Linked DNA regions of Homo sapiens: region 1 is linked to region 2. The links are chromatin contacts, found by Hi-C in ENCODE. All regions are on one chromosome and are shown on one strand. The core of a region is the stretch at or near the end of the contact, and the rest is flanking DNA. Distances in the headings are between cores, read along the strand shown. Region 1 overlaps LOC112268156 (a long non-coding RNA gene). Region 2 overlaps MCTP2 (multiple C2 and transmembrane domain containing 2).

Evidence for each region. Hi-C counts contacts between places; a loop is a spot of excess contacts on that map. Pooled maps may share reads with other maps.
Region 1: a map with no recorded cell type shows a loop between it and region 2 (7-fold over the local background). The contact joins two enhancer-like sites. A Hi-C loop is called at or near these places in 3 of 37 single-sample maps with no recorded cell type and 1 of 50 pooled maps.

What each region holds. Positions count from the first base shown.
Region 1 is chr15:96,041,244-96,045,798 of GRCh38, reverse strand. The region is part of intron 1 of LOC112268156 (a long non-coding RNA gene); the gene reads right to left. It overlaps LOC105370998 (a long non-coding RNA gene), which reads left to right. Exons shown (of 4, transcript XR_001751688.2): 4 at 1,729-3,176. Among named protein-coding and RNA genes, the nearest start is that of NR2F2-AS1, 280 kb to the left of the region's middle. Within about 2 kb of position 3,003, at least 3 of the 41 ENCODE cell types and tissues checked have a DNase peak (open chromatin) inside an H3K27ac peak, as active enhancers do.
Region 2 is chr15:94,269,653-94,274,375 of GRCh38, reverse strand. All of the region lies in intron 1 of MCTP2 (multiple C2 and transmembrane domain containing 2), which reads right to left. It also overlaps the pseudogene RPL26P5. Among named protein-coding and RNA genes, the nearest start is that of MCTP2, 40 kb to the right of the region's middle. Within about 2 kb of position 2,000, at least 4 of the 41 ENCODE cell types and tissues checked have a DNase peak (open chromatin) inside an H3K27ac peak, as active enhancers do.

The DNA.
Region 1 (4,555 bases), core at 1,754-4,253, 1.8 Mb before region 2:
GTGTAGGTCCTCAGGCCACTTCATTAAAAAAATGATTAATAGACATACTACATCTCTGTTTTCTGAAGTGATACTTTAGTGTACTTTAATTTGTTTAAGAGCTGAGCTTACAAGGAAGTATGAGACCATTTCTGTTCCTACCCTCCCAGCTCCAATTATCTGCCTTTCTGTGTTTGGGGTGACATTAGATGCATAGGACTCTACCCTGGAAATTTCCCATTAAAATATTGTTTTTCAAACCCATAGGTATAATTTGACCTCTTTTGGATGTTTAAATTGAAAATATGTGAAGAACTTAAGTCCCTTTATTTTTACCCTCTTCTGTTATTGGAGTCTTCTGCTGTTTGTACTTTATGATTCTACTTCATGGCTTCTTCTAGGCCAGTTCCCCATTGCTCTGCTTCACTGGGGTGACCGAGACCTTAAAATAAATTCTCAATCAACATGTGTAAACCAAATGAATGATTATTTGGACCCCAATTCTATAGCATAATAGTCTAAACTTGCTAACTTGGGAGGCCAAGGTGGGCAGATCACTTGAGGTAAGGAGTTCAAGACCAGCCTGGCCATTGGAGACATGGTGAAAACTGCCTCTACTAAAAATACAATAATAATAATAATTAGCTGGGCGTGGTGGCGCATGCCTCTAATCCCAGCTACTCGGGAGGTTGAGACAGGAGAATTGCCTGAACCTGGGAGGCGGAGGTTGCAGTGAGCAGAGATTGTGCCATTGCACTCCAGCCTGGGCGACAGAGCAAGCCTTCGTCTAAAATAAAATAAAATAAACTTGCTAACTTCCAGACCTAAATCTAGAGAACAGGAATGCATTGCTTTAATATTATTCAGAATTTCTTAAAAGTTGCTAGGGCATGTTTTAGAAGAAAGTGATTGTTTTCATATGTGATGAGATAACAAAGGTGATAGAGTGAATATATTTCCAAAAATGAACGTTTATTTCCAATTTTCCAATTCTGTTTGTCAAAAAGGTTTCTCTCTCAACAAGATTATTATTTCCATGTAGAAAAAAGAGCAGGGATTTGTTAAAAACTGTATGTAATACTCTAAACAACCTCGGGGTAACCAAGTATTAGTTGCGGATAAACTTACTGATCATGGCACAAGTGTTGACCTAAATCACCTCTGACTATGTTAAAGCTGAAGGAGGGCATTTTGGAAGTGCAACTGGGTCTGCAGTCCTTGACACAGAAACACACTGACTCAACACCTTCTGACGCTGGAGACTTATGCTTGACAATTGCCCTTCAAGGATAAGAAAAATCCCAGCAAGGCACCGTCCTTGGTTTCAATGATGCCCAGAGAAAAGAAAAAGAAAAAAGAATATAAATCTGATTTCTTTTCCATTGAAGCAGTTTTAATGCTTCCAGTGAAACACAGAAAATAAAGATTTGTAATTGGGAGTTCAAGGCCATCCATAGCTTCTCTCCTGAGCTTCGTCTCTACATGTAGATTTCTTGAGTTCTAGCATTCCAATGGTACCATGTTTACATCTTTTTATTTTGGGACCTTGATGGAATAAATGGAGCTATGTAGTCTACCAGAGTATGACAGATAATGGATAGCTCGTCATTTAAAACAATCTTTTTTGCCGCTAATAATTATACTAGAATTTTAAATATGCTACCTCTTCCACCAGATGGTCTTGAATAATGCTTCCATCTACTTAATTGTGCTTTTTGTAAATCAGTTGCATAAAATCTTTTGATGCAGTTTCAAAGATCCCTTTTGTAGAAGCACGGAGATCATGTAATTGGCTGAGAACAACTATCCAGTCTGAGAGGATGACCTTTTACCCTCTACCCAAAAAGAGCACTCCAGAGAGAAAGGTGCCGTAATCTGGGTTTAAGGCTTCTTACCATCATGTGGAGAGCCTGTTTCCTGTGCCACACACACAGTGGCAAGAAAGCTCAGCTTCAACATTAATGTAGAACTTCCCACGTTGCTCTTGAGAAAATCCACTCCTTAAAGAGGAAGAAAGGACCTCACCCCATGCCTCCCTCCCTCGGTGGAGATGCCCACACATGGGCACTCGGAACCAGTTGCAGGCAACTGTGAATTGGGAGGAAGGAAAGAAGAGATTAGGACTGAAAGAGGTGAGTATGTTCAAGTCTGTTTCTAGTGTAGAGATAGCGAGATGGTCACCCGTTAATTCATTTGCAAGGCTGAGAGTAATGCTGAATCCTGGCTTAGGACACCAGTAGATGACTTCCCAACAAATAAGTGGACAAAAAGATGACACCACCACCTGAAGGAACTTTTAAAGCAATGAATGAAGCACCTTGAAAAGTTAGATTTTGGTTAAGAGACACATCCCCAAAGTTAAATGAAAAGGTAGAACCTGGCTTTGCAAAACTGATGAAAAATGGCCATGTATGCTACAAAGTAAGACCCTTTTTTTGACATTTTTTTTTTTCCATGAGAGTCAACAGGGGAAAGTTTGGCTAATGTTTTCTATCACTAAAGACTTAAAAAATAACTGGAAACATTCCCATAGGCTTTGTTTGTTTGTTTTTAAGAGGCTTGTTTCTCGTTTTTCCATGCAAATTAAAATTCCTAGTGTGGCTTCTATAAATTTGAACTTTTGAAAACTTTCCCTTAGCATTTGGCTCAAAGTGTAGCTGGCACTTCCGTGTGACAACAGAGAAATTTCAGTTCTGCTTTTCTTCAGAGCTGCGTGTTATGGGTTAGATAAGTAAACTTGGCTTTCTCTGTTCTAACGACAGTGTGTCCAGGGAAGCTGGAAGAAGAATGGCTCCAGGGTTCCTGTCGATGCCAGATTTCACCAGCGCTACCCTGCTTTTATCAGTTTTCCATATAGAGCTTTCATAAAGGTTTTCTTTTTCTGTTTTTTAAATTGTGGTAAAATACATATAACATAAAATTTACCATCCGTGACACTAACTGCATTTACCATGTTGTGATGCAACCATCACCACGAGAACATTTTCACCACCCCAAAAGGAAACCCCAAACCCATTAAGCAGTTACTCTTCATTTTCCCTCTTCCACCAGCCCGTGGCAACCACTAATCTGCTTTCTGTCTGTGTGGATTTGCCAACTCTACTTTTTATGTTTCATATAAATGGAATTATGCCATATACATAACCTTCTATGTCTCACTGCTTCTACTTACAATAAATGTTTTCAATCGAAGTTCATTCACCTTGTAGCATGTATCAAAATTTCATTCCTTTTTATGGTTGAATAGTATTCCATTCCATGAATATGTCACATGTTAAAAAATTCCTTCATGAGTTGATGAACATCTGAGTTGTTTTCATTATTTTGCTACTGTGAATAGTGCTAACATGAGCATTTTTGTGAATGTTTTTATTTGAACACCAGTTTCCAGTTCCTTGGGGAATATACCCAGGAGTGGAGTTCCTAGGTCATATGGAAATTCTCTACTGGGCTCATTGAGGAGCCATCAAATTGCTTTCCATGGTGGCTGGACCATTTCACGTTCCTGCTAGCAGTTTCCTAGGGTTCCAATTTCTCCACATCCCTTCCAACACTTGCTATTGTCCATTATTTTGGTAGTTATCTAAGTGTGTGTGAAGTATCTCACTGTGGTTTTGATTTGCATTTCCCTAATGGTTAATGGTATTAAGCATCTCTTTATGTGCTCATTGGTCATTTGTACGATCTGTGTTAAAGTTTTCTTTTTGAGAAAGTGTTTTTCAGTTTCAAAAACATAGATTGTAAATTACATTTAGAATGTGCCCATTTTTCTAGCCCAGCTTGGTCCCTTTGAGAAGTTGCCCTTGGTCCTGAAACCAACAGCACAATCCTGCCAGGTGCCAGTGTCCATGCAGTGAGCTCCTGAGCTGCCTGGTTCTACCTGCTAGTGCCTGGCTGTCTCTTGACTTATGTAGCTGAAATTTCTGCATTATCTCTTCTTCCATCTGCCCAATCGACATTATACCTATTATATCACAGGCTTGATTTGTAGTTCTGCTCCTTATATTTATCCTGTCACAGGAGCTAGCAGCATGTGCTCCAGAGTTGGACTGTGATGAAGACCTTGGAGAACCCAGTATCTCAGTTTTCTCAGCTCTAAAGTGGCTATCTCCATAGTACTTGCCTTGTAGATGTGTTGTATTAAATTAGGTAATGCATATACATCATTTGGCCTGGTGTTTTTGAGGTGTACACTCAATAAGAGGTACTTTATAAACATCTTGCCTCTCCCTTTGCATGCTAGTCTCCTTGTACTGACAACCTGGTGATCCCATCTGGGTCCCCTGATAAGACCTGGATAATATGACTCTCTAGTGTTCTTAAGATACTGTTACTAAAACCATCTTTATTTATTTATTTCAACTTTTATTTTAAGTTCAGGGGCACATGTGCAGGTTTGTTATATAGGTGAATTTGTGTCATGGGGGTTTGTCATACAGGTTATTTTGTCACCCCGGCATTAAGTGTAGTACTCATTAGTTATTTTTCCTGATTCTCTTTCTCCTTCCACCCTCCACTCTCTGAGAGGCCCAGTGTCTGTTGTTCCCCTGTTTGTACAGGACCATCTTTAAAGGCA
Region 2 (4,723 bases), core at 751-3,250:
TTTACTATTCTTTTTCTAAACTATTGACATTGAAAATTAGATATTGATTTTCAGACCATACCTTTTGCTTGTTTATGCATTTGATGTTATAAATTTCCCTCTAAGCACTGAATTAGTTGCATTCCACAAGTTGTAATATGTCACATTTTCATTACCATTCAGTTCAGTATATTTCCTGATTTCTTTTTTTTTAGAGCATTTCCCATTTTCACTCATAAAATTATTAATCAAAATTCCAAAAGTAGATTCACTGAACCAGTGGTAACAAAATAGGAAATGAAATATTCCAGAGACATTTTGATAAGCTCCAAAGAAACACATGCTAGGCCAAAAATCTCCAGTTAAACCATGGTTGCACAACAAGTTATATTCATTCCTGCATTTTCTCAATAAGTTCTTCCTTATATTTGCCTGTCTCTTTTCCAACTTGTCAAGACTTGGCTTTGCATTCAAGAATTTTTTCTGATCCTTGTCCAGTTTTGGCCTGGTGAGAGCCACCTTGCTCAAGTGAAGGCCCACAGGGATGGTGGTGCCGTTGGCCCTCTCACACTGCACCTGCTCAATGTAGAGGACATATTTCTTTCTGAATAAGGGACACAAGGAAGTGTGTGTGGGTGTGCATGCATTGGGAAATGATGGATACACCTTGACTTTCTTTCTGTACAACTTGACTACTTGCCAATTTGTTAACCTCTGTAGTGTCCTCAAACCACCTGGACCTCGTGGTCCTTGCAGATGGGCATGGAGCAGACATTGTATTTCTGCTCAGCTCTTTGGAGAGCAGGGACGACATGACCTTCCTGCATACCTGCGAGGGGGCATTGAAGTGACGTTTGCAGTTTTTGCTGTGGTCCCAGGTCACCAAGCGATTGAACTTCATGGTGACTCTCTGGCTCCTATATATTTCCTGATTTCTATCTTATTCTATGACATATTGGATTTTAGAAATATAGTGCTTAATTTCTATATGGGGATTGTCTAGTTATGTTTGTGTAACTGACTTCTAGCCTAATTGCTGAGGATTAAGTCAGAAAGCAAATCAGTATGTTTTCAGTCCTCTGAAATTAGAGGCTCCCTTTGTGGCCCAGCACATGGTTAATTCTGCAGTTGCTGGGTTCTATATATGCCATTTAGTGAAAGGTGTTTGGCTGTGTTGTTTAGATCTATGTGCTTTTGATTTGTTCATCTTCTTGTTCTATCAGTAAAGACAACAGGTATTGAGAAAGCAATGTTGCTGCATTAACGGCACTCACTAAAGGGGATGAGAGACGGTATGTCACTATTGAGTCCAGCCCTACTAGAGAGTTCTAGGGTAATTCGCTGAGAAGTACAGGTTTTCAAGGGATAGCCTGAGATCAGTCTTGACTTTGTTGTGTTTCACAAGTCCAGCTGGAAAAGCCACATTGGCAGCTGGACACATGATTGTGAAGCAAAGAGAGAGGGCACATCTAGAGAAAGATGTTGAAGAGATTGGCAATTCAGATGACAATTGGAGGCATGGTAATGGATGACATTGCCAAGAAAATATAAAAGCCTTATACTATGACGATTAGCCTTAAAGAACTCCAACACTTAGTGGTTTCTTAGAGCAGCATAAACTTGCAAAGGAAACTAGAAAGACATAGCCAGAGAGGGGAAAAAAAAATATGGTGTTATCTTATGACAAATAGAACCCAAAACCGAAAAGCCAAAGGAAGGGTGTTTTATAGAGGAAGTGGTCAACAGTCTCAAGTGCTGTTTGGAGATCCAGTAACAATAATCTTGAATGTATCCATTTAGTGAAATGAAGATTACTGACAATCTTGATATGCATTGTTTTGATGGGAGAATGGAGAAGAAAATCTGCCTAAAGTAGGTTCAGAAGAGAGTGGGAAAGAAGGAAATGAAAGTAACAGATTAGATAACTAAAAAAAAAATTGGGCTGAAGGTCGAGCAGAAGAGGCTGGATCACAGAGGTAGACAGACGCAACACTCACGCTAAACGCACGTGCTTCTCTGGCTACAGTGTTCAATCAGTAATTACTCATTGATTGGACTGCTACCCCTCATCTCCCAATGCATGCACACCCACACACACTTCCTTGATCACCTTAGAAGAATAGTTATTATCTGCCATCCAGGTATAGACCCAAGTTTTGAAATTAAGCACCATCCAATAAAAAAAATTGTCTTAGCCATTACATACAAATATAAGAGAAGGCAATTCACTTCTTCACATAATTGAGTTTATTGGCCCTAGATTAAACCACACAGATGGATCTCTTAAACAGTTCCTACATTAGAACACAACCATTAAACTTCAAAGGTCCTGCCTAACATTATCACCACATTTAAAGGTTTCCTTGTCTAATAATTACCTGCAGAAACAGAACACCTGAACTATCTTTAGAACATCACCGGAATAAGGATAGTAGGAGGCAAAGGTATTAATTTCCAGTACAAAATCTTGTCCAACTTAGGTAAAGAAGTTATTTTAGGATGGTAAATGTAATTGAAAGGTTAGCCCAAAAGAAACACTAATTTAGAACAACAGAAACTTTATGCATATGTTCCAAAGCCATTTCTGGTGTGAAAAAGAATATGTTTCACAAATGGTGCATATTTTTAAGCCATAAAATCCAGACAAATTTTTCAGAAACAAAGCAAAATATTTTAAAGAAATCATCACATCTACCAAAGAGCAAGAAAGAAAATTTAAATTCAAATACCTATCTTTCAAATAAGTATATTATACCATTTATCTTTCTCTTGCTTCTAAAACATCAAGCCAGTAGTTTCTTTCATAACATAATCATTCAAAGCATGTCCCCAGCTCCTACCCATATTAACAGAAACAGCAAACACCTATTGTCTATCCAAAGAGCAATTACACCTCCTCCAAGCAGACAGGAAAACTCACTAATTCTAACATGCTACAAGTAGTTTTACTGATAACCTCTAGAGATTTGCAACCAATTTCAAAACATATACCCAAATATAATCACATCATTATGCCCTTAAGGTAGTCTCATGTAAGAATACAAGTATCATGCTTCCTTCAATTAAAAGAGATGAGAGAATAATATAATTGGAAGAGCAGTGAGTAGAGAAATCCAATTTTTGGACAACCTAATGTGTGGTATATCTTGCAAAGCTTATCAAAATTGTTTAGATGGGGAGTTTCCTGTAAATTATTAATTCCATCATCTGGATTTAAATCTATGTAACTAGTAGAAAGGATAACTTTTTTATGCACACACACTCTCGTCTCACATACATACACACAAATAGCATATGAAGTACTGTTGTAACTGACTGGTAACACTGTTGTGATTGACTGGTAATACAACCAAGTGTTACCAGTCAATTACAACTTCTTTGCCATTGCTGTTTTAAAATACTAATCCAGTCATCTGATACACATATTGACACCTAAGTAACGATGGGATATTCCAGCCACTAGGGATATATCAGTGAACAAGGCAGAGTACTTGCTTACATGAAAGTTATGTACTACTTGGAAGAGACAGACAATAATTTCTGTCTGTCTGTGATGGTAAAGGGAAGAGAAACAACCGAGTGGAAACAAAGGGTGGCTGTGGACAGCCAAGCATCTATTTTTCTATCATGCATCAGGAAAACACCCCTTAGATGAGGTAAGCAGAATGTGGAAGAAAGTGTGGGAGAACACCAGGGGGATACATGTAGCCAAAGAGCCTCTCACATAGCAGAAAGAGCAAGTGCAGAAGGCCAGGAGAGGGGGATAGGGGGTAGGCAGCCCACCTGGGGAGATGGAGAAAGAGCAAGGAGGCCAGTGTGGTTGGAAGAGAGCCAGAGAGGGGGACCACCAGGAGATGACCTCAAAGGGGAGCAGGAGATCGCATTGGACAGGTCCATGTAGGCCAGTCTGTGGACATCAGCTTTTACTGTGAGTGGGCTGGGAAACCACTAAAGGTTAAAAATGGCGTCAAACAATTCCTCTACTAGTTCCTACTAAGCATCTGGTCCTGTGTTCACTGCTTTACATACATCATCAGAAATCCTTAAAATGATCTTATACAATAGGTAATTTTACCTCCAACTTTACAGATGAAGCAAATGCAAACTGTTCAAGCTCACAGTGCCCGAAATTGAAGCCTCTCTATCTCAGTGTTGCTCAACAGGGGGTACTTCTGGCACTTGGGGTGGAAACATTCTTTGACATATGGGTCTGTTCTGTACACTGTAAGATGGCAGCTATCATAGTCCCCATCTCCTATGTGTCAGCAATGTCCCTGTCAGTGTGACCAGAAAAACCATCATATACATTTCAAAAGTCCCCAACAGGAACATAACGTCCACTAGCTGGAACCACAAGCATGGTGCCTGAATACCCTCACCACTGTGCCCTGCTTCTGTTATTTTATTCTGCTTGGAGAAAAGGGACAACTGGAAAAAAAATGTTACAATATAGATGGATAAGTGAAACGCTTTAGAGTTGAACCTTTTTTTTAGAGGTATCTTCCCTTACTTCAAACTCTGAAACAACAGTATCACGGCTAAATATCAGAGTTGGAACACAATTACCAAGCCCAGAGAATAACATAACATTCTTTAGCTACAGAGTTGAGCCCAGAGAGTCCTTGAAGTAATAAAACAACTTTCTGTGAACTCGGGAATATAATAGGCTCTGTGGAAAATATTCAGAGGTAAGGTCTTCTTCAGAACCTTGGTTATATTAAAATGTATTTGTTGAGTATTTCCT